Linked DNA regions of Homo sapiens: all the other regions are linked to region 1. A link is a contact called in ENCODE Hi-C or POLR2A ChIA-PET data. All regions are on one chromosome and are shown on one strand. Each heading gives the region's core, a stretch centred on a gene start or an enhancer-like site at or near the end of the contact. The rest is flanking DNA. Distances are from core to core; before and after follow the strand shown.

Region 1 (6,280 bases), core at 2,564-5,063:
AGTTATATTATCAAATTTACCACCTTATTAAAAGTCCATTTGATCTAACCTCTAAGCAAAAGACTTACATTCCTAAATTCATTTTAATGGCAGCTAAGGCCTTCAGAGGCCAAGTAACTTTGGTCCACTAAGAATTAAGTGCTTGGCCAGGCGCGGTGGCTCACGCCTGTAATCCTAACACTTTGGAAGGCCGAGGCAGGCGGATCACGAGGTCAGGAGATCAAGACCATCCTGGCTAACACAGTGAAACCCCGTCTCTACTAAAAATACAAAAAATTAGCTGGGCGAGGTGGTGGGCACCTGTAGTCCCAGCTACTCGGGAGGCTGAGGCAGGAGAATGGCATGAACCCCGGGGGGCGGAGCCTGCAGTGAGCCGAGATCCCGCCACTGCACTCCAGCGTGGGCGACAGCCAGACTCCCTCTCAAAAAAAAAAAAAAAAAAAAAAAAAAAGAATTAAGTGCTTGAAGCAGAGACCAGAAACCAGGTCTCCTACTTCTTGGGCTCACCTTGTTCTCTTCACTATCTTAGAGCAGCAGGAAGGCACTGAGATTTGTTTAGGTCCCTCTCTAGGTAGCTACCCTAGCTTGAGTTGATGAGAGTATTAAACAGGATAATGCATGTAAAGGACTCCATTTACAAGATGAAAAACTGAGGTCCAGAAAAATTAAGTAACTCACCACAGGTCACACACTTGGCATTGGACTAGAAGCCAGAAATATTCCACACCTTGCAGTTCTGCAAGTTAAAGAAATAATAAATAACATTAGTATGGAACTCTGTTGTGTCTTCATGTTACTGTAAACAAAAAGACAGGAGTTAACCTCTGAAAATAAGAATATCTTTAAATTACTCAATCTTGAATATTCCCCACGCATTGTATCTCAAGACAGGAGTTTGGTTAAATACCAGTAAGATAACCTCTAACCAGTTATAAAGACATCAATCACCTCTAAAAGTGAACTAGAGATATAGATATCACCTTATAAAAATTCCTGACATTTGATAGGGAGTAGTAAAAATGGAATTACTTTAAAATCTCCCATTTTTGTTAGAGAAAATTTTGGAAAATAATTAAATTTTGTCTATTTTCTTTATTTTTCCATGTATGACACATAGCAGCTTGTTTTGCCACAACTGTTATGAAGACTGTCTCCTTTCATTCCTTTTCTTTTTTTTTTTTTTTTTTTTTTTGAGACAGAGTCTGGCTCTTTCACCCAGGCTGGAGTGCAGTGGCCGATCTCGGCTCACTGCAACCTCTGCCTCCCAGGTTCAAGCGATTCTCCTGCCTCAGCCTCCCAAGTAGCTGGAATTACAGGCGCCCGCCACCACGCCCAGCTAATTTTTCTATTTTTAGTAGAGAAGGGGTTTCACCATGTTGGTCAGGCTGGTCTCCAACTCCTGACCTCAAGTGATCCACCCGTCTCAAGCCGCCCAAAGTGCTGGGATTACAGGTGTGAGCCACTGCGCCCAGCCAGTCACTGCACCCGGTCTTTCCCTTTTCATTACCACATCCTCCATCATGCAAAATGAGAAGAGATCATCTCAGAGAGATACCTAAAGTATCTCAAAAGAAAAAGTCCTCCATGATTTTAAGATATTTTTGTCAAGCACTTTAGGAGGCCCAGGCGGGTGGACAGCCTGAGCCCAGGGGTTGGAGATCAGCCTGAGCAACATGGCAAAACCCCGTTTCGTCTTTTGGCGAAACCAAAAACTACAAAAAATTAGCTGGGCATGGTGGTGCACGCCTGTGGTCCCAGCTACTTTGGAGGGTAAGGTGGCAGATTCGCTTGAGCCTGGGAGGCGGAGGTTGCAGTGAGCCGAGATCGCACCAGTGCACTCCAGCCTGTGCAACAGAGCGAGACCCCCCATCTCGAAAGAAAAGATATTGTCATAACTTTATTTCTACCTCTCTATGCAGAAAATCCCATTCGATCTGGAGAATAGTACTTTTACTTATAAAACTGAAGCATAACTATCTTGTGTCTCCAGTAGGGGTACTACTACTCTCATTAAGTATAAAAAAAGTTTTTAATTGGTCATACAAATCTTAAGAAATTTAAATTTGGTCTTCAGAATGAAATGCTATAACGAATGGCTTCAAGCACACAACATGGAACATTCTGAAATCCCTGTTTCTTTTTCAAAAAGTAAACTCCAGCTACTTACTGAACAAGAACTGGATGCTAGTGCTAATGTGCTAATTTTGTTTTTCATGCCAAAGGAGTTCTGCCAAAGAGGTTTCTAACCTGTCCTCCTTGTTCCCTGCATTATACTTTTTACAGAAAGTTCCTAGCCTCGAAGGCGGTACGACCATGATGTAAAATATGTAATTCAATTATTTTGCTTTAGGATATGCAATCCATGTACTTTGCTTTTCTGATTTATAATGCTACTCCCTCCTCCCCCAGGGTAAAGGAAAGTACAAAAGGAGAGAGCTTCACAGTAATCTGCCGACTAAAACATGATACCCGATCACCGCATTTAAAACTTTTTATTTTTTCATTTCTCTCAAGTCTAGAGTTGAAAAATCAGCTCACTTGATCTTATCTAATCATCAAATAAAAGGTTCTAGAAATAGCTTCTTATTTGTGGAAAGAGCCAGAAGACACATACAAATGGAAGAGAGCTCTTGAATCGTCTTTCCCAAAGCATTCTATGCGTGATGAATGCAAGCAAAATCCTGGAAGGCTTTTCTCTGAATTAGGTACTTCCTAATTGAGCTCATTTGAAAGCTGATGTAAAATGCAATCAGAAAGCAGCCAGAAACAGTGACAGACCAACAGCAAAGTTCAAATACTTATTCCCTGGAGCTCATGCTGCATACACATATTCCGTGCACAGTCGCATTAGGTACTGTCTCCATAGGCTCACCTGTTTCAGGTTACACATGCTCCTCTCGGTCTGGTTGCCCTGGTTTGCCCACTCCACACATTCACAAATGACTCAAGTCTCACCTGCCCCCGGCCGTCCCAGCTCCTGACACCCCCGCGTCGGTCCGCACCGACGTGTCGGCGTACACACACACACACACCCGTACACACGTGTCCGCACACACCCTCGCCCCCGGCCCCGCCCAGGAGGCGGACCCGGGAGAGGCGAGCCGGCCCGGCCTCCGCGAAGTGGGTGGTGCCGGGCCCCGCAGCCCTGCCGGCGCTGTCATCGCGGACGCCGTGCACCGCGTCCTCGGCGCAAACTCCTCGCGGCCGCTGAGGTTCCCCAAAATGCCAGGGCCTCGCCAGCTCCCATTTCAATTGAAAGCGTCCGCGCCCCTCACTGCACGGAGGTCCCTGGAACCCCAGAATTTAAATAGGGGCAGGGGGCGAGCATAGGGACTATCCTCCTTTTGACTTTCTGCGTCGCAATTCCTCCCGGGCGGCAGGGCGGGAGGGCGGCCGAGCGCGGGCGGGAGGCGCTCCCATTTTGAAGGCTTGTCTCGCCTTTCCCGGCGCGGGGCTCTCTGACCGGAGGGCGAGCCCACGAGAACGCCAGGGAGGCGTACGCAGGGTACTAAGGGCGCCGCGCCCCAACCTCCCCGCGCCCCAGACCCAGGTCGTCTCTGGAGGTGCCTGCAGCCCCCGCCGCCGGAGCCACGGGAGGAGCCGCAGCCGCCCCTCCGGGAGCCGCGCGCTGACTGCAGTGCCAGGCGGAACGCGGCCCAGCGCGGCTGCAGCTCCGCCGTACCCCCCTCCCTGGAACCCCGGCCCCCGCCCTGCGCACCTCGGCAGCAGCCGAACCGCAGCTTGGGACTCCGACTGTCACAGCCCCTCTCGCCGGACCCGGGGTTTCTCCGTTTTCGGCGTCACAATAATAAGGAAGTTTCCCCGCAAGCCTGCGGGCGGCGGAATGCGCTGGGTGAATGGCTTCGCACCGGGCCAATGGGCGCCGTTCTGGGATGGGCCCGCGCCAATGGCGGCCGCCGTGGCACGGGCTGGAGGCGGGGCGGCAAGGTCCGCGGGCAGGAGGAGGGGAGAGGCCCAGGCCCCAGAGCCAGGCGCAGGCTGCCCGAGGTGACAGGACTCGAGGGCCCGGCGCGGGGACAGCGGCACGGGTGTGTCAGCCGAAATCGGACTGCAAGACATAGAGCGTTGACGCTGAAATAAGATTGCTTTTCACTGGCGGGGAAGCGAGCTGGACCGATCAGCGGTTGCCTATTCAGGTTCTGGACTCTGGTTTTTATTATTTATGAAGAGGTGACCGAAAGCCTTGGGCACGGGGGAAAAAGCTGGAGGGTGACAATTGAGGGAGAGTGCGCTAGTCTTCTGCTTTACTCCCCTTCGTAGGACTGTAGGAAGCGCGGCGCCGGCCCGCGGCGCTGCGCGGTGGGAGAGGCGGGGAAGGAGGTACGCGGCAGCCGCCGGCGCTCTTCTGGAGAGGTGGGGATCGAAGACCGGCACGGGGCTGCGGAAGAAAGGCGGGCCTGGGGGAGGCTGGAGGGTGGACCCGGGGGGAGCATAGCAAGAAGAGTCTGAGCACCAGATCTTAAAATCTTGTAATCTGAAAGACACTCTGTGGCCTATACCCAGTAACGGATTTTTTAAAAGTTTGTCCTCTTCCACTTTTCCCTAGCGCCGAATCCCAGAGCTTCCTCCCCCTCCCCAAGGTCACTAGTGCTTTCATACTTGCCCTAGACCTGATCTGATCCACAGCTAATCTTTTGCAGAAAACCTCAGAAAGGTGACTTCATGTGTCTGCCCCCCTTAAATGTAAAATGCAGAACACTGGCACGGTACTGCTTTAATCCAAAGGAATAACTCTCCCAGTGGAAGAATTTCTATAACCTGGCATTTGAAGCAGGAAGGCCCTTTGAGGATAGATTCTTACCAAGGACATTCAAATCACCTCAGGTCTGCAATCGCTCGTCCTGAGAACCTAACAGACTGACCAAGTAGAAAAGAAAGTTTCAAGGAGTGGTGTATCCTGGGGATGAGACGTTGTTGGCTGACTGACAGTGTTGAGCCCTCCGTGAAATAATGCAAATTGTCCAGTACACTGAGACAAGAAAGCTAAAAAAGCAGAATCTAAGTTATCAGGTCATCTAAGAAAAAATCCAAACCTTTGAAATTTGGATCACACTTGACACGTTTAGAAACACTGGGGATGGCCAGGCGCGGTGGCCCATGCCTGTAATCTCGGCACTTTGGGAGGCCGAAGCCGGTGGATCACTTGAGGTCAGCAGTTCGAGACCAGCCTGGCCAACATGGTGAAACCTTGTCTCTACAAAAAAAAATACCAAAATTAGCCGAGTAGGGTGGTGTGCGCCTGTAGTCCCAGCTACTCAGGAGGCTGAGGCAGGAGAATCACTGGAACCTGGAAGGCGGAGGTTGCAGTAAGCTGAAATCAAGCCACTGTACTTACTCCAGCCTGGGCAACAGAATGAAACGTTGTCTCAAAAAAAAAAAAAAAAGAAAGAAAAAGGAAAAAAGAAACACTGGGGACAAGAGTAACACAATTCACTTATATTCCAGATATGTGGCAGTTTCACAAAAGTTTAGTCTATTACAAAGATGCAATCCCAATTTAGAGATGCTGTTGGCAAAAGAACTGGTTAAATGCCCAAAGAGGAGTCTGGTAGGAAGACGAAGGAGTCCGGTACTTGCAAAGGAGAAAGTGAGAGATCCTATTGTTAGGTGTCACATATGAGGTTTGTAATCAATCAGTGTTTGGGTTGATATGTCTGGCCCATGGCTCAAGTGTTTTTCTTTTTTTGTTGTTGTTTTTTTGTTTTTTGTTTTTGAGACGGAGTCTCGCTCTGTCGCCCAGGCTGGAGTGCAGTGGCGCAAACTCGGCTCCCTGCAAGCTGCGCCTCCCGGATTCACGCAAGTCTCCTGTCGCAGCCTCCTGAGTAACTGGGACTACAGGCGCCCACCACAACGCCCGGCTAATTTTTGTATTTTCAGTAGAGACGGGGTTTCACCATGTTAGCCAGGATGGTCTCAATCTCCTGACCTCGTGATCCGCCCACCTCGGCCTCCCAAAGTGCTGGGATTACAGGCGTGAGCCACCGCGCCCGGAGTTTGTTTTTTTGAGAAGGAGTCTCGCTCAGTTGCCTGGGATGGAGTGCAGTGGCGCGATCTCTGCTCACTGCAACATCCACCTCCCCGGCTCAAGCAATTCTCCTGCCTCAGCCTCCCGAGTAGCTGGGATTACAGGCGCTCACCACCACACCCGGCTCATTTTTGTACTTTTAGTAGAGGCGGGATTTCACCATGTTGGCCAGGCCGGTTTAGAACTCCTGACCTCAAATCATCTGCCCACCTCGGCCTCCCAAAGTGCTGAGAT
Region 2 (6,280 bases), core at 1,293-3,792, 230 kb before region 1:
CTTTTGTTTCTTTGCATTACCATTCTGAAGAGCGCTGTTACGTGCATTCACTGCCGCAATGTTTACCCAGCTCTTAGAGTTTAATTTGACTGATTTCCCTGCAATCTTTACTGCCAGCCTGTACCTACCTTTGGTTATAAACCTCCTGAAGGTAAAGACCAGGTTTGTGCGGTTGTCTTTGTTAAGCGTGCCTTGTGAATTTAAGCATTTGTGTAGAAAACTTTCCCGCCCTTACGTGTAATTGTTTCTTCAAATCCCAGTTTGGTATCTTTGGCTATTGATTTCTGTGACTCTCGTGGTAATGATGACTATTGCGGACTCTCCCCACCGTTATGGGCCTGAAGCAGGAAGGTTCCAGAGCCTTAGCAGTATTCTTGGAAGGAGTGCTTTGTTCCATTCTGTTTAAGAGCACCAAGGGATAGAAACTACATTGAAATTGGATGTGTAAAAGAATAGCTTTAAATAGCAGCTAAAGAAATTCATGCTCACTGTTTGTATTTAGCAGAGAGTTCAATGCTTCTCATACTTTGAGTGCATGAGAATTACCTAAGGAACTTATTTTTCAAATCAAATCCTTCCTGTTGCCCTCCTTCCCTAGACTCACTGCATCCAAATCTGGAGGTAGCAGAGAGAGCATCTGCATTTTAACAAGCTTCCTAAATCTAATGCAGATGGTCCACTCGTAGAGAAACACTGATCTAAATTCTAGTTAATGATTATAGCGCTTATAAAGCTAGTGACAGCTGGCATATATAGGAATCTAGCATTATACTACTCAACATCTCCAAATAGCATATTTAATATCTGACCTTATGTGAGGATTTTTTCATAATTGATGCTTTCATTTCCTAAATTGTCAGTTTTACCTATTAAAACAAAACATACTTAGAGTGTTGTTTAATATTTTCTCTTTGACTGAACACTACTCTGTACTGCCAGTTATCCTAAGGTAATTAAGACACAGCTCTCCTTCAAAGAGGTCACATGCTAGTTAGGATGCAGACACATTACCAGACAATTACAGTACCATGTGGTGAATTCAGTAATACACAGTATGATTAGCATAGTAATAATAGAGATGTGCCTAGATGGATAATATTATCCTGTGTATTATTTAACCCCGTGTAAGTGTGTGATTTTATTAGGGGCATGTTTGTACCCTAATGTCTACTTAACTTACAGTTTTCATAAATGCCTCTTTAGCCTTTCTTAGCGTATTGTGAGAGTGTATAGAAGATACGTTGTTACTGCTAATCTGTAGCCAAGATGAGAATGACAGATAAGGTCAAAAACTAAAAATGAAATAAAATGTGTCTTGCTATCTGTTTATTACTGAATGTTATTGGCAGAGTTTCCAGGATGGAGTTGGCTGTTTAGAAACTCATGATCTTTAGAAAAAACATGGCAGAGGCTGAATGTTTAAATTACAACCTTCTGTAAAGTCCTCAGTTCTTAATGATTCACTACATGGCTTAAAGACAGGATCTTATTAACTATCTCTATTGAGATAATTAAACAGTCCCAGTTATTTTTTAAAATACTAAAATATTTACATACTACTTATAGCTAATAATGAAACTCAACATAGTGTATCAACTTATATGGATATTCTTAGCATCGGAAAAAGTTCCTTGAGAAAAATAAAATAATATCAGAAATAAAGGGAGGGAGAAACTATATTAAACTAAGAATTGAAATATAAGTTTTCTCAGGTGACTAAATTTACCTTCTGTCACTAATGAGATAATCTGTTTTGTCAGATCTCAGGCCTAGTTTGTACCACAGGCTCTTTGTACAATTCATATTTCATTGAGTTTTCTTCCCCTTAGGTATTGTGGGGATGTAGGTAAGGATCTCTATTTTATGTATAGAAAGACTCAAGCAGGCTAAGATACAAAATTTTAACTCTGAGTCATAGCTATGACAAAACTCTCAACTTTCATTGCAGTATTTTAATTTGCTAGACTAACTTTCCAGTAAACTAACTGAATTTATATCCACAAGGAATAATGATGGCAGATGAGATGAAGTTATGAACCTGTGAGTGCTGATGATTGATGTGGATTCCTTTGATTTCAGTGCATTGACATCTGCTTTCATGTGTTGGCATCCTGTTCTTTCCTGGGTTTGTCTACCAAAGTGAGAAGCTGAAATCAATCATGTCTATGTAATTATTTTTTTCATGTAGCAAATAATGATATCCAGTGTATATTATTGAATATTTGTTTTATGATGGTGAAGCACATCATAATTCCAAATTGCAGTGGCTCTTCTTCAAAAAAGACTTAAAGACGATTAATAAACATGTATTAGTGACCCAATATCTAAAAGTTTCACTGAAGCTTCTTATCAGTAGAATTCATCAGTTCTTCCTAAGCATCGCTCTTTAGAATATCCTTTTGCCAACGTAAACGTTGATAACATGGGGATGGTATGGGAGTTCACCAGGGAAGAACCCAGGTAATGTTGGGCCAGCTTGTGAGTTTCTGTGTGGTGTTAGAGAGCCCTCTGCTGCTCGTGGAGATGACACCTTTCAGTTAATTTATCTAGAAGTCTCTGTTTTTCCTAACTTGTTGGCACTCTGGTAGCACTCCTGGCACTGCCCTCTCCCTCCACAAACACAGTCTGGGAGGGAGTTAAAAGCTGCCTCACTTTAAATCTGGGCCAGTGCCTATGGGTTGTGTGTCTGAATTTATGCTTTATCACTGTCAGTGAGAACAAATAAGATCTCTGTGGGCTCTGTTCTCACATGATGGTTTAATTACCCATGGAGCCCAAATATTTGCTAATTACTCCAAATAAAGAAGATAACATGAACTAAGGTGAGGATATTTTCAAATTTTAGGATCATCCTGTCTAAACCACTGAAAAAGTAAAGATGTTAACTATTCAGTACAAACCAGTGGTAAACTTGCCATCAGAAAACATATATAGACACTGACAGCTAGCTGGCCATATATGAATTTGAGCAGGTCATTTTCATTGTCTGTAAGAGATGATACCACCCAAGGTACTTATTTTATGAGGGAGATTTTGGAGTTAAAGAATGTGATAGGACTAGGCACAGTGGTTCATGTCTGTAATCCCAGCACTCTGGAAGGCCAAGTCCGGGGGGGATCACTGGAGGTCAGGAGTTTGAGACCAGCCTGGCCAACATGGTGAAATCCGTCTCTACTAAAAATACAAAAAGAAAAACAAAAAAAAAAATTATCTGGGCGTGCTGGCATGCTCCTGTAATCCCAGCTACTTGGGAGGCTGAGGCACAAGAATCACCTGAACCCTGGAGTTAGAGGTTGCAGTGAGCTGAGTTCATGCCACTGCACTCCAGTCTGTGCGACAGTGGAAGACTCTGTCTCAAGAAAAAGAAAAAGTGATAGTTTTGGTTTTGTGGGTTTTGTTTTGTTTGTTTTGTAAATGATGAAACTACTCAGATGTAAAGGGTATGTTGCTTTTCTTTTAGTTTTGTCTTCTTATGCTTGCAATACAGTTTCAATTCCATCAATGCAAAAGTGCTTAGCACAGTTCAGGTAGTGCTATATCATTGCAGTGCATTTCATCGCATCAATATTGGAAGATGACCTCTGGAATGGTTTGCAGGAAGTACTGTTGAAAATAGAATTGAACCAAATTTCTTGAAACTCTCAAAGCTTTCACCCTATTTTTTCCTATGAAACTTACATTTGTCTGTGGTGCAGAATGGATTCCCAATGGAATAGTATGTTCTGTATTAAACATTTTTAATGCACTATTTATTCTTACCTTAAGAAGAACTAGAAATAACTTTTTTTTTTTTTTGAGACAGAGTCTTGCTCTGTCCCCTAGGCTGGAGTGCAGTGGCACGATCTTGGCTCATTGCAACCTCTGCCTCCTGGGTTCAAGCAATTCCCCTGGCTCACCCTCCTGAGTAGCTGGGAGTACAGGCATGCACCACCATGCCCAGCTAATTTTTGTATTTTTCGTAGAGACGAGGTTTCACCATGTTGGCCAGGCTAGTCTCAAACTCCTGACCTCAAGTGATCTACCCGCCTCAGCCTCCCAAAATGCTGGGATTACAGGCATGAGCCACCATGCTTGGCTATAGAAATAATTTTTTAACAGCTTTATTGAGATATAATTCACATATCATACAAATATGCAATTCAATAGTTTTGAGTATATTCACAGAGTTGTACAGTTTGCATGTAATCATATCATCAGTTTGCATGTAATCATATCATAGGTAATCTTTTGTGAGTAGTTTCTTCCCCTTGGTATAATGTTTTCAAGATTCATCCATGTTGTGGCATGTATCAATACTTCATTCCTTTTTATGGCTGAATAATATTATGATATATGGATGTAGCAAATTTCGTTTATCCATTCATCAGTTGATGGACATTTGGGTTATTTCCACCTTTTGGCTGTTATGAATAATGCTGCTATTAACATATGCAAAAGTAACTTTTGAGAATTATGAAAATATAGACTCTATTTTAGAGCCAAACGGATCCCTAAAGATAATCTAAATTATAGCTTCCATTTTCCAGATGACTGAACTCAAACACAGGGAAACAAAATGACTTGTTCAGTGACATATGTAGAAACAAATGGAAAACACTCTACACACATGTCTAAAGAATAGCCATTTGTATACGAAGTTGATGATCATGGCATGTATTTGGGATTAATAGTGGAGTTTTCCCCCATTAGAAGCTTAGTAAAGGGAAGAGTCTATTGTCATTCAAAAGATAAAAACTAGCTAACTGGCAGAGGAAACTGAACTCCTGACCTTCCTCCCATTAGCATTGAGCTCTAATATATAGACACTTACTGCACTACAGATTAAAAGTGACTCGGGACAGGGCAGCTTAAGTTGTTTTTATGTTAGGCACGTAGCAGGTACTCAGTAAATACTTGCTGAATTGGAGACTACAGAGAAATTTAATGGAAGCATATCAGAACACTATTGTCGACATAATTTCTAAAGCTTTCCATATAAATTGCTAGGAATATTCTTATACTAAAAAATTGCAAGTAATTTACTCACCCTTAGTTATTATATAAGCATTCCTGTAGTGCAAAGAAAAAACAATTTGGAACACTACTTCTGTTTACATTGCGGAGTATTTGATATTTACCTTGAGAAAGAGGAAATAGTTTTTAGTTTATTTCCCAGAGTTACTGTATTCATTAATGCAGTTTAAGGAAAATGAAGTTCCTATTTTATATGTACATTGAAATAGGAAGGTTTCCTCTTCTGCTTCTTTTTTCTTATATAATGATAGAGAGGATAAAAGACTATTTTGTAATTATCTGGAATTAATTCTACTTTGGTTTTTTTAAGATAAAGATTTATTCAAAAAAGTTGAATTTACCTTTCTTTTTTTTTTTTAGAAAAAGAACTTGGATTCTCTTATTCCTAGTACAGATAGCAACTATTAATATTTTGTATTTGGAGGAATGTTTTGTCATAGACACTGAGTAGTTTATACACTAGGGATAAACATACATCTGTCAATGGAAAATGTTAAGAGCAATGTTACATTCAGCCTTCTTTAATTTTTCTAAATAAACGTAGTTCAAGATTGAATTTCTAATAAATATTTTAAAGTTTTCAGATTATAATAAACATTTTCAGGTCACACAATATCTTAGCTGATAGAGATACACTGAAGGAAATTATGACAAGTCCATTTTTACACATAAAAATGGCAGATGAACTTTGTTTTGACCAAGTACACATGAGTACACTTTAAAAATTGTAAATGAATCTTTTGATCTATGTCCTTTTCTTGCAAAGAGATTTGTCTGTATTTCTAAATTTAAAATCCCTTTCAAATTTTAAACCATCATTTTAAGATAAGCTCTGAAATAAATTTGACTTCTGATATCAAGTATAGACTTAGAATATTGTTGCTAAACAAATAACGGACTCCAGAACCAAAGTATAGTACATTATAACCCTTGTGCAAATTATCCCAAAGCCAGATATGGAAATTGATTTTAGTTTTTGCATGAGAAAAGACATGTTAATGGGAAATAGTGGGGCCAGGGGTGGTAAAAATAAGATAGGAGAAGCCTCGGAAGTTGCTCTTTAAAATTAAGGTGCCTAAGTAACAAAGTGAAAATAATGAGGTGGGGGGGTGGTTTAAGACATATGTTTTATAATACCTTTAAAGACCAAGCTCAGGAAAACATGGTATCTTCTCATCAAATCTAAGAATAAAACTCAGGGAAGCTGGGTGCGGTGGCACACACCTGTAATCCCAGTGCTTTGGTAGGCAGAGGCAGGAGGATCGCT
Region 3 (6,280 bases), core at 1,182-3,681, 210 kb after region 1:
TTTTTCTCCTGTCAATCTGTCTTTTGTCAGTTAAGTTTGCAGGACCCAGCCGCTGAACCTAAGAGGGTAGAGGAAAAATTTTCCTCCTCCACACACCTTTTGAAACTATTCTCAGCAGGTCATCAAAAATGTAGTCAAATATTTGCTTACGAGAATATCAATCAGTATTATTTATAAAAGCCCCTAGTGGGAAACAATCTAATTTCCACAAAAAGAGAATAATTATGGTACTCTCAGAGTTTAGAATGTTATGCAGCAATTTAAAACATATTTTCAAAACATACAAAATGAAAGGGTAATATGTTCATAAGATTATGCTTGATGAAAACACAATGTACAGAGTTGCATAAATACTGCATATACAAATCTATAATGACATGATTTTTATAAAGATTAAATATGTACATAGAAAAAAGTAGACAAGGAGAAAATGCATCAAAATGTTAGGAGTTATCTTTGGGTGTTGGAGCTACGGTGATTGCTTTCTCGTATTTCTACAATAATCCATAACGATTATTGTATTATCTCACATATATAATATATATATTTATTATTATTATGTTTTTTGAGACAGAGTCTTGCTCTGTTGCCAGGCTGGAGTGCAGTGTCGCGATTTCGGCTCACTGCAACCTCTGCCTCCCGGGTTCAAGCGATTCCCCTGCCTCAGCCTCCCAAGTAGCTGGGACTACAGGCGCCCGCCACCACGCCCAGTTTATTTTTTGTATTTTAGTAGAGATGGGGTTTCATCATATTGGCCAGGGTGGTCTCGATTTCCTGACCTCGTGCTCCGCCCGCCTCGGCCTCCCAAAGTGCTGGGATCACAGGCGTAAGCCACCGCGTCCGGCCTATTATGTGTATATATATATATTTATATATTATATATATATATTTATATATTATATATATATATTTATATATTATATATATATTTATATTATATATATATTTATATATTATATATATATTTATATATTATATATATATTTATATATTATATATTTATATATTATATATATTTATATATTATATATTTATATATTATATATATTTATATATTATATATTTATATATTATATATATATTTATATTATATATATATTTATATATTATATATATATTTATATATTATATATATTTATATATTATATATATTTATATATTATATATATTTATATATTATATATATATTTATATATTATATATATTTATATATTATATATATTTATATATTATATATATATTTATATATTATATATATTTATATATTATATATATTTATATATTATATATATATTTATATATTATATATATTTATATATTATATATATTTATATATTATATATATATTTATATATTATATATATTTATATATTATATATATTTATATATTATATATATATTTATATATTATATATATTTATATGCTATATATATATTTATATATTATATATATTTATATGTTATATATATATTTATATATTATATATATTTATATGTTATATATATATTTATATATTATATATATTTATATGTTATATATTTATATATTTATATATTATATATATTTATATATTATATATTTATATATTATATATTTGTATATATTTATATATTATATATATTTATATATTTTATATATATATTTTTATATATATATATTTTTTAATGCCCCAGTGTATTTCTAAGGGAGATACAGGTGTCTGACCCACAAACCACGTTTGTAAGGTCAGGCTGCCTTCTCCAGGTAGAACCGCGCAGGCGAGGATTTATCTGCAAGGCAAGCCGGAGGGACCACATCTCTTTCCAGAGCAGCGCTGACCAGGTTAGTTTCGGCTCTCAGTTTCGCTTTGAACTTGAATTGGAAACCGAAACAAATCCGAGGGGCGTTGGGAAAACGAAACTGAGGAAGTTGCTCTTCGGTAGCACAGGGCACCATTTTCCTGGTTCCTGTGGCTCTTCGGGCCCCGAGGAATCCAAGGCTCCCAGCACCCCTCCCTGCCTGGCCCGCGGCGCCCAGCATCTGAGCCGCTCCCTGCACCTGGGCCCCCGCGCCCCTCACCCGGGTCCCAGCGCTCCGCACCCGGTTCCCTGCGCCCGGTACCCAAGCCCCCGCGCCCATGTACTGGGGTCCTCACACCCTGCACCTGGGGCCCCCCGCTCACCTGGCAGCTCCCCGCGCTGCGCGCCCCTGCGGCCCAGCTGACCCCTGCTGTTGTCTCCGCACGAGAGGACCCTGTGGTTGGTCAGCAGCAGCAGAGAGTGGCGCTCCCCGCTGGCCGCCTGCAGTAGCTCAGCCCCGGGGCTGCCCGCCGTCCTCCGGCGCTGCAGCTCCCTGGAGTCGGCGCCCCAACAGAAGTACATCCCGCTTCTGCGCCCTGTCGCCTGCTCCGGATTCCGTCGGTCCCGCTGCGACAGGCTCCCGAACGCTGGTGACTGGGTGCGCGATGATTTCCTGAATATCAAGAGACTCACCCTGTCTTCAACCCGCCCCAGGGGCGCAGCCCTGGCCCCATGTCAACTCTCGCTGCCTGAACTTCAAGTGCTGAAGAGCAGAGAGGGCGTCCCAGGGAATAAAACTGAGTTTACATCCTAAGCCATTTATGAGTCGTGAATGCCACTTTGGGCAAGTTACCTAATGATTCCGTGCTTCAGCTATCATATCTACGAAATATGGACTGCAATTCAGCAAATCTAATATGTCGGGATAATTTAATAGGCACATAAAGTGTTAGAATAATACCTAGAGTGGTTAATAAAGCATCTGAGTGCCCACCTCATTCCAGACCTTTTTTGGCATTGAAAATATGTTTGTTTTTTGTTTGTTTGTTTGTTTGTTTGTTTGAGATGGAGTGTCGCTCTGCTGCTCAGGCTGGAGTGCAGTGGCACCATCTCGGCTCACTGCAACCTCCACCTCACGGGTTCAAGCTGATTCTCTTGCCTCGGCCTCCCGAGTAGGTGGGATTACAGGCATGCGCCACGACGCCCGACTTAATTTTTGTATTTTTAGTAAAGATGGGGTTTCACCATGTTGGCCAGGCTGGTCTCGAACTCCTGACCTCAAGTGATCCACCCCTCAGCTTTCCAAAGTGCAGGGATTACAGGCGTGAGCCTCTGGGCCCCGCCTGAAAATACAATTAGTGAAAGACAAGATCCTCTTGATGCGTTTACATTCTCCTGAGGGAAAGAGAACATAAACAGATAAACACATAGTGTAATATCAAGGGGCAACGAAAAATACAACAGGAACCAGAGGGTGGAGGCGGAAGGCACTGGTATTTGAGATGATATTAGGGAAGATCTCTCTGATGAAGTGATATTTGTGCAGAGAGCTGAGGGGACATGGGAAATGAGGGAATGAGTCGTGATCACACCTGAGGGCAGAGGATGAAAAGAAGCAGTTGGAAGGTTTTGAATAGAGAAGAGCCATGATCTGACTTCAGTTTTTAAAGATTCATCTGGCTGCTGTGTGAAAAATAATAGGACAAAAATGGAAGCAGAAAGCCAGTTAGCAGAGACTACTTCAGAGTTCAGGTCAGGTGATATCCTAGAAGGGAAGAGAGGAGAAGTTATTAGATTCAAGACATGTTTTGAAAGTAAGAGTCCACAGATTTGATGATGGATTAGAAATTGGGGGGAAAGAAGAAAAGGGATTAGGGATTACTCCAGGGTTGGCTTTAGGGGTTACTCCAAGGTAAACTCTACTGGACTGGGAAACCCTGAGGAAGGTGCAGGTTTAAGCTATGTGTGTCTGGAATACAGATTGGTAATGATAACTGTAAGATGCTTGTTAATCAAGAAGGCAATAGGATAAACTGTTTTGGAGTTGTAGAGAGAAGCTTGGGTGTAGTCAGAAAATTGGGAGCCATCAGTGTAGAGGTGATGCTTAAAGCCAGATGGCTGAATGAGAACACCCAGGGGGTGAATGTGGTGACAGTATAGCAGAGGCTAGAGGACTGATCATAGGAGGAAAACCAGGAGGAGGAGTTATAGACAGAGCAAGTAACGAATAAAGGAAGGATCAACTCTGTCAATTTCTTGTGGAGCAAGGTAAGGATTGAGCACTGATTTTTATTTATTTATTTGTTTGTTTGTTTGAGATAGAGTTTCCGCTCTTGATGCCCAGGCTGGAGTGCAATGGCGTGATCTCAACTCACAGCAACCTCCGCCTCCCAGGTTCAAGCAATCCTCCCGCCTTAGCCTCCCAAGTAGCGGGACTACAGGCACGTGCCACTACGCCCAGCTAACTTTTGTATTTTTTGAAGAGATGGGGTTTCATCATGTTGCCCAGGCTGGTCTTGAACTCCTGACCTCAGATGATCTGCCTACCTCAGCCTTCCAAAGTGCTGTGATTATAGGCCACCATGTCCCGCTGAGCACTGGTTTTTAGATTTGGTAACTTTGATAATGTTAGCCATCATCAGCATTATTGATTTTTTTTTAAAAGAAACTATTACAGAACCTATTTATGTAATTTCAATTCACCACTCTTCATGACCATGTTTCAAGTTCTTTAAAGAGAAGAACAAATGTTCTTTATTTTTCTACCTCAAGAGTACCTGGAACTTGGTAGATGCTAATAAGGGTATGTCGGACAATTGGATTGATGAGTAGTGAGTCAGTGGATAGTATTAGTATTTCTGGTTCTGTTTTGCTGTATACCAAATATAACCTTTTTCTGAATAGTAATTTCTTAATGTTTATTTCTTTTCTCAAGCACAAAATGTAGGAGTTTGGTATTATTACCATAAGATACTGAGCCCTCAAATTAAGTTATTTCTTTAAAAAAAAATTTTTTTTTGAGACAGAGTCTCGCTTTGCCACCCAGGCTGGAGTGTAGTGGCACGATCTCAGCTCACTGCAACCTCCACCTCCCCGATTCAAGCGATTCTCCTGCCTCAGCCTCCTGAACAGCTCAGATTACAGGCGGGCACTATCACACCTGGCTAATTTTTGTATTTTTCGTAGAGATAGGGTTTCACCATGTTGGCCAGGCTGATCTCGAACTTCTAACCTCAAGTGATCCGCCTGCCTCAGCCTCCCAAAGTGCTGGGATTACAGGCGTGAGCCACCACTCTTGGCCTAAAAAATCTTTTATTGATACATAATAGATGCACATGTTTTGGGGGTACATATGATAATTTGACACATTATCAAATTGGGATATCTATCGCCTTAAATAATTTATCTTGGGCTAGGCACAGTGGCTCATGCCTATAATCCTAGCACTTTAGGAGGCCGAGATGGGAGGATCGCTTGAGCTCAGGAGTTGGAGACCAGCCTGGGCAACATGGTGAAACCCCATCTTTACAAAAAATAGCTGGGTGCAGTGGCACATACCTGTAGTCCCAGCTACGTGGGAGGCTGAGGTGGGAGGATTGCTTGAGCCCGGAGCCTGGGAGGTGGAAGGTGCAGTGAGCCCAGATCGTGCCACTGCACTCCAGCCTGGGCGACAGAGCCAGACCCTATCTCAAAAAAAAAAAAAAAAAAAAAAGGAACATTCAAATTATTATTGGCTAGTGGTTTTGAAATGTACCTATAGTCATTCTACTGAGCTATTGAACCAGGTCTTATTTCTTCTATCCAACTGTATATTTGTACCCATTAATCAACCTCTCTTCATTTTCCTCACCCCTACCCCTACTCTTCCTGGACTCTGGTTACCAACAATGTACTCCTTATCTTCATGAGATTCACTTTTTTTTTTTTTACTCTCTGACATATGAGTGAAAACACGTGATAATTGTCTTTCTGTGCTTGGCTTATTTCATTAACATAATGACCATTCCACCCATGTTGCTGCAGAAATGACAGAATTCCATTCTTTTTTTATGGCTGAACAATATTTCATTATGTATATGTACCACATTTTCTTTATCCATTCATCTATTGATGGGCACTTAGCCTGATTCCAAATTTGGGCTATTGTGAATAGTACTGCAGTAAATGTGGGAGTGCAGATGTCTCTTTGATATATTGATTTCCTTTCTTTTGTATATACACAGAGTAGTGAAATTGCTGAATCATATGGTATTTCTATTTTTAGTTTTTTGAGGAACCTCCATACTGTTCTCCATAGTGGCTGTACTAATTTACATTCCCACCAACAATGTATGAAATGTACATCAACAGTGTACGTTTCTTTACATCCTCACCTGCATTCCTTATTCCCTATCTTTTGGTAAAAGCCATTCTAGCTGTGGTGAGATGATATCTCATGGTTTTGATTTGCATTTCTATGAAGATTAGTGATGTTGAGCATTTTTTCTTATACTTGTTGGCC
Region 4 (6,280 bases), core at 1,790-4,289, 200 kb before region 1:
ACTAAACTTTCCATTTCTTTTTATGCTAAAACATACTAAATATATAAAATTGAAAACATCAATAATTGTCAAAAGAAGCTGTATAAAAGATGAGTATTCTGACATTTCGATGGGTTATATTTGATTTGTTAGAATAAATTTAATATAGCATTAAGATATAGCTGTGAAGAGTAATTTTTTCTTCAAATCAGGCTATTTAAAAGAATAGGAAACATGAATTAGAGAAGGTATGAGGATAAATATTTTCCTCTTTTTGAGTTATATCCATGTAGTATGTTTTCAATTTATATTCTAGTATATTATGCACAGTATGCAATTTTAAACCAAGATTTGAGGCTACCCAAAATGTCTGTAATGATGCAAAAGGATGATGCAACTTTTATCAGAGTTTAAATACCAACAAATGTTCCACTAAAGTTCTGCATATGATAATCATAGCTAGAGGTTAAAACAAAAGGAATAAATATTGAGGATTGAATTGTTTTAATGTATGACACTATGAAGAATGCACTAAAATTATGAACAAAATTTAATTTAGAAAGCCATTATACCATAACAAATATGTGCATTGTTATATATGTATAATGTTGATGCTGCATATCAACTTATCGTATTTTAAGATGATACTAAAAATACTATATTTTGTTAAATTGACAAATTAAGAATTTTAGGCTATTTTGATGATTGTTACATGAGCTTTATCCTTAGGTTTATTTAAGCGAACATCTCATAATTGTCTTTTTAATCCTTGCTCAATTAAAAAAAGAGTAAATTTAAATATTATATCCTAGAGAAACTGATAATTTTGTTAGACCTCATGTTTCCTAATAAAACGGTAATATTTTACAGGCAGGATTTTATATGCCATAGAGGAGAACATACTGAAATAAGACAACGCACAGAAAAGAGAACACATGCTTTTCAAGATGTCTCCATTTTGTAGATTTGAAACCTCTTTTTAAATGTATGCTTTTTTATTTCAAATCAAGAGATTTAATTAAAGAATCACTTGTCAACAGGCATCTGTGCATCTTATCACATGCAAATTTTACAGACTAATATTGCTGAGCATAATTGGCTTAAGGAAATATAGTTTGGGTTTTGCTAGTAAAAATAAAGACTAAAGATATTTCAATATGTCATAGAATATATTTCAAAGTAGGCTTAGAATCTATTTTAAATGACCATGCCAATAGAATATTCAGTTGCATCATCACTAACAGTAGGCTTAGGTTTGAATTTGGCCATAGAACTGGGATCTGCATATGAGTGAGCATCTTTCTTTCCATTTTAAATACTTGCTTTGTCAACATTAGGAAATGAACGCTTCCATATCCAACTGTTTATAATGCATAAGTAAGAAATTTTCTTAGCAAATCAGTCAAAGACGCTGAAAAAAAATTCATTATTCTTAGCTCTCCGAAGAGGGTAAAAAGCAAGCTACATACAGATGAAGAAGGAAATTTCTTTATCTTTCACTTTGGCTTATTTGCTTATTGTTTAAATGCTTATTGCCTTTTTGTCAGTGTCTTAGTTATGGAAGAAATCTCTATTGCTTTTGTTAAATATTCTTTAAAATTTTGTTAAGGGTGAATTGTTAAGTACATCCCACAGGAACTATGGCGGTGGATGCCTGACTAAATACCAAAGTTATTTTGGAATCTAATAAACCATAAATGTATCTGATACTATGTCATAAAACTAAATATGCAGTCATAACCTTTTGTAATCATGTAAACTTTAGGCAGTAAGCCTGAACCTGAGATAGAACAATTTTTTGAGGTTTCTTTTAGAGGTAAAAGAAACTACAGAGATCACTAGCCAGACCTTTCATTTTCTATGTGAAGAAACCAACCCAATGCAGCCAAGCTAACCAACAACCTGCCAGTGATTTTGTCTAATCAACTGCAGAGCCAAGACCAGAACTTTCTTTTCTGATTACCAGTGGAAAATATCTTCTCCTAATGCTTTATATAGGAATTCTATTAAAAGAACTTGAAATTATAGACTAGTTAAATATACCAGAAATTCCAAAGGACTATTAAAAACATCACACTTTATTCTAAAACTGTCCTAAAATAAATATGCTAGCAAAAATATGAATATGATTTAATTACTTGGTTTTATTATTGATTTATTCGTTTACTTTTGTACTCTGAGAAATGTGCTCTACAACTGATTTAGATGGTTCAGGTCATTTTTCTCTAAGCTGTTGGAGAAATTTCGATGTGTTGACTTTTATTCACTGAGGTTAACATGAGTTTTCCGTATCCTACCTTCATTACTTAGATTACAGTATTTAAAAATCATTATTGGGATATTTAAGTAATTGAAGTTTTGAAGAATTTTAGTTGCGAAGATAAGAGCCTCTGCCACTCAGTGTCTTCCACAAACCAACAGTATTAGAATCACTGAGGAATGTATTAGAAATGCAGTCTCAGCTTCCCCTTCCCAAGACCTAGACCTGCTGAATCACAGTCTGTATTAACAAGTGCCAAGGTGATTCCTATGCACATTAAGAATGAAGAAGCACTTATTTAAAGAGTTAGAAATCTCAGAACCTCATCTTGTTTGTTGTTTCCTTGTCTTTTTCTTTCTTGCCTTTCTTTCTTCACCCTCCCTTCATGGAAAATGAACATCAAAACATCAGGATCTGCTTTAATAGTCAAAAAGAAGACAGTTCAAAAGGATGTGGAAAGGAGGAGAGGAAATACATGTCTTCATTCTGAGATGGCATAGAGGACTAACAGGCTAATGACATGTCTTTGGAATGTTTTTTAGCATCTAGCAGATCCACATTCTTTACTCTCTTCTGGGTTTTCCCCGAGTCATTACTCATATGGGTCCCTGCTCTCAAAACCAAGGTTGTGTAACTGTACTGAGAAGTGGAGTATAGGAGTTAATTATATATTGTTGAATTTACAGAGGGTAAGCCACAAAGTAGCAAAAGCAAGGACTGCTTGTTCCAGTTAAAGACAGAAAGCAGAAAGGGTTTTATTGTTGGTTATGTAGCCTGGGAACCACTATGAATAACAGGCATTGTGAGGCAGAGGAGAAATTGTTGTAATTAAAAGCAAAGTAAAATACCTAAGGCCAGGCCTCCATATCCAAAGATGACTGTAGTGAGTAATGGATTGAAAGACAAGCTAGTGGAGTGATTAAGAGCTTAGACTCTGAGCTAAAACCTTTCTTGGTTCAAATCCTAGCTCATTTATTTCTTGGTTCTATGGCTGTGGGTAAGTTATTTAACCTTTCTAACCTCTTCATCTGAAAACAGGGAAAAGAGTAGTACCTCTTCATAGGGTTATTGTAAATAATAAGTGAAAAAAAAACTATGTAAAAGTACTTAGCACAGTGTCTGGAACATAGTAAGTACTCAGTAAGTCTTAGGGTGTTTGTATTTATTTACTTATCTTCTTAATTATTTAATACGAATTTGAATCAGCTTCCCTTTTACCTAATCACATGATTTTACGTGGTTTTTCTGGGTTTGTCTGTGGCCATAACAAAGAGCTACAGCTTTAGCTAAAGAAAATTATCTTGGGCGAAAGAGTAAACATTTTTTGATCACCTCTGGGATAATGAGTACTATGGAAGACATGATGGTGGTGGTAGTGGGAGGGAGTGTGATGAAAGAAAATGAGAAATATTGTACAGTCCCTTGAGGCCTTGAGATTCTACATTGAAAGAGATGAGATATACACTTACATGGGAGAAAAACCTGACAGATGATTCCCAAGCAACATATTCATATGTTGAAAATTATATCGTATAAATTAGAATGTTTGGAGTAATTGAAAGACAACTATCAATATTGGTCCTTAACAACTTTGATTTTCTTTGAATGTCTCTACAAAGAAAGAAAAGAACTATTAGGACTATTAGGTAGAACTATAGTTTGACACGACTAAAGATTGTCTCAAATCTGCTCAATATTTAACCTCTTCTTTTAAAGGATAGGCACTTTTAAATCTTGATTCACAAGCCAACTAAACACTAGAGGGCAGATTGTGAGAATGTAATGTGTTAATACAATTAAAATAGCTGCCAGCCTCAACACTCATTGTGGTTATGTGAACATAAGTGCAGGCATGAGGGGGAAAGTTCTGAAGCATGCTAACCTGATAGTGTTTTGTAATTTTATCATTCTACTTTGTGTTGACCACTTCTCAATACTTTTAAAAGAATTCAGGCTTTAAAAAAATGGGAAAATCATGAAAATTTGTAAGTGCTCAACAAAAACATTGTAAATTAGATGTTAAGCTGACACATTACAGAGCTTGAGATGCTTTCCATCCTGAGAAACTTAGGAAGAAAATGTGGCTTCGAAAAGATGGTTTAGAAATAGTCATATAGAAAACAATATCGGTTCCTTGTTCTCTATCCCTGTCGTCCCCACTGCCCTCTGCCTGTTGAGAGCAGAGTTTTAGAAAGATGTTCTGTTTCCTGGCCTAAGAGGAGAAGGAAGGGAATGGATTTGGGCTGGGAAAAGATAGAAATAGGTGAAGTAGGTGGCAGGAAGGCACATGGCCACAATTAACATTTTAGGAAAATGAAAAGACCTTGAACTAGGGCTGCTGTGGCAATAGGTTGACAGCTAAGAGATGGTTTTCCAAATTTAGTTATAGAATTGTCTGCCTTGGACAACTTTTAAAAGGAGAAAAAGCCACTGTTATAAGCAAGCAGGGCCATCTCCATTTCTAGAAACAAGTGAAAATGAGCATCTTTCATTGGATGGTTAAACATTGTTTTGGGGATCACTTGGGACTGAGCTAATTTCTTTCAGCCTGCGATCCACTTCACATGTTTGGTTCATCATCTCTGATCTTTCATCTAACCTGACTTTCTCTTTGCTTCTTTTCTGCAGTGCTCATGTACCCCAAGTCAGCAATGTGTCTGCAACCGGAGAGTAAGTTATTTGGGTTGGGTTTTTGGGCTTTGGGTTTTTTTTTTTTAATGCCCTGTCCCACTTATTAAACAGAAAAAAAAAGCAACTCTAATGGTGTACAGTATTGGAAAATTCAGATAATAAGCAGCCAGTGACTTTTAAACTATATGGAGGAGAGGACTACATAGGTATTCTTATTTGAGCTTCTATATGTGTATTCCTACAGACAACTCCAACATTGGAAAATATGAGCTTTTTGTTTACTTCATTAAAAATAATGCCAGGATCAATTAATATTAGCAAGTAGTCTAATGTACTTTGGGAGGCATCTTGCAATGGATAATGTAATTAAAGGTTAAACCATTAATCATGTCTTTACTCCCTACTTAGTTCATTTGACTGAACCTACATTGACTGAGTGCCTGCAACACGTCAGGCGCATGTTAGATGTGTAATGTCAAGGACGCCTTGGGCCCTGTCTTCAGGGATGTTACACTCTAATAGGGATGCAGAAAAGAAAGCAAATTAGTGATGGCAACAAGTCCCTGGTCCACAGGGCAGTGGCGGTACTCTCTTAATTATGTCATCACATGCCTTTTCCTCCAAAGTCTTCCACTGACACTTAGACTAAACCTAAACTCCAGTTATCAGTCCTTGCTAATGCCTCTGACCATATTGCTCATTACACTTCAGCCACATGACCTACTGTTCCCACGGAGGGCCAACCTTATTGCTGCCTCAGAGCCTTTGTATTGGCTGTTCCTCAGCCTGGCCAGCACTTTTTTCTCATTCACTCCTCGTTCAAGTGTCATCTTATCCAGGATTCTATTCCTAACTACCCATATTCACTTGCCACCACTTTACTCAATGTTTTAGAGAACTTATTACTATTGGAAATTACATTATTTCTTTATTATCTATCTTGCCCTACGGGAATGTAAGCTCTGTAAATACAAGGAACTTGTCTGTCATGTTCATTGCTATCTCCCTACTGCCTAGAGAAGTTCCTGGCATATATTAGGCACTAAATAAATAGTCACTGAATGACAGAACAGCTCCTTGCTCACATATGTTTCCATTACACCTACCTATTCTCCTTACTTGCTGGGACATGAGTGGGCCTCTTTGGAGCATCTTCTCTTGGCAAGGATCAGGTGTAGGAGGTGGGGTAGATGTGGTGTGATAGGGAGAAGAGAGAAGAATTAGAAGAAGCACTAGTTGAAATGAATTTGGATCTAACAGGATGGATTTCCATTTTCTTAATTCCTTGTTGGGAGAGAAAACAATCAGAGGGCAGGACTGACCTCCTTTAGCTTTGTCAGTTTCAAAGATATTCAAGAACTGCACCAAGGCTGACATGTTCTTGCCTTTTTCATTTCCTAATAATCTTTC

Evidence for each region. Hi-C counts contacts between places; a loop is a spot of excess contacts on that map. ChIA-PET counts read pairs that join two places held with the same protein, here RNA polymerase II (POLR2A). Pooled maps may share reads with other maps.
Region 2: a map of ascending aorta shows a loop between it and region 1 (2.3-fold over the local background). The contact joins the enhancer-like site here to the promoter of HERC3 in region 1. A Hi-C loop is called at or near these places in 7 of 168 maps with a recorded cell type or tissue (CD4-positive, alpha-beta T cell, CD8-positive, alpha-beta T cell, ascending aorta and 3 more), 1 of 37 single-sample maps with no recorded cell type and 24 of 50 pooled maps. POLR2A ChIA-PET finds 5 or more read pairs at or near these places in 1 of 52 experiments (activated CD4-positive, alpha-beta T cell).
Region 3: a map of CD8-positive, alpha-beta T cell shows a loop between it and region 1 (6-fold over the local background). The contact joins the promoter of HERC6 here to the promoter of HERC3 in region 1. A Hi-C loop is called at or near these places in 6 of 168 maps with a recorded cell type or tissue (CD4-positive, alpha-beta T cell, CD4-positive, alpha-beta memory T cell, CD8-positive, alpha-beta T cell and 2 more), 6 of 37 single-sample maps with no recorded cell type and 16 of 50 pooled maps. POLR2A ChIA-PET finds 5 or more read pairs at or near these places in 2 of 52 experiments (CD4-positive, alpha-beta memory T cell and activated B cell).
Region 4: a loop to region 1 is called in a pooled map, with 5 times the contacts of the local background. The contact joins the enhancer-like site here to the promoter of HERC3 in region 1. A Hi-C loop is called at or near these places in 3 of 37 single-sample maps with no recorded cell type and 14 of 50 pooled maps. POLR2A ChIA-PET finds 5 or more read pairs at or near these places in 5 of 52 experiments (H1, PC-9, activated CD4-positive, alpha-beta T cell and 1 more).

What each region holds. Positions count from the first base shown.
Region 1 is chr4:88,590,013-88,596,292 of GRCh38, reverse strand. It overlaps HERC3 (HECT and RLD domain containing E3 ubiquitin protein ligase 3), which reads right to left and starts at 3,813. Exons shown (of 26, transcript NM_014606.3): 1 at 3,719-3,813; 2 at 679-736. RefSeq lists silencers at 2,788-3,197, 3,518-4,077, 4,248-4,307.
Region 2 is chr4:88,815,078-88,821,357 of GRCh38, reverse strand. All of the region lies in intron 7 of FAM13A (family with sequence similarity 13 member A), which reads left to right. Among named protein-coding and RNA genes, the nearest start is that of FAM13A-AS1, 110 kb to the right of the region's middle. Within about 2 kb of position 2,542, at least 8 of the 41 ENCODE cell types and tissues checked have a DNase peak (open chromatin) inside an H3K27ac peak, as active enhancers do; they include ascending aorta, where a contact is called at or near this core.
Region 3 is chr4:88,375,003-88,381,282 of GRCh38, reverse strand. HERC6 (HECT and RLD domain containing E3 ubiquitin protein ligase family member 6) reads right to left here and starts at 2,431. Exons shown (of 23, transcript NM_017912.4): 1 at 2,163-2,431. The coding sequence starts at 2,361. RefSeq lists an enhancer at 1,679-2,008 and a silencer at 2,019-2,208.
Region 4 is chr4:88,789,215-88,795,494 of GRCh38, reverse strand. FAM13A (family with sequence similarity 13 member A) reads left to right here. Exons shown (of 24, transcript NM_014883.4): 9 at 4,868-4,909. Among named protein-coding and RNA genes, the nearest start is that of FAM13A-AS1, 83 kb to the right of the region's middle. Within about 2 kb of position 3,039, at least 4 of the 41 ENCODE cell types and tissues checked have a DNase peak (open chromatin) inside an H3K27ac peak, as active enhancers do; they include PC-9, where a contact is called at or near this core.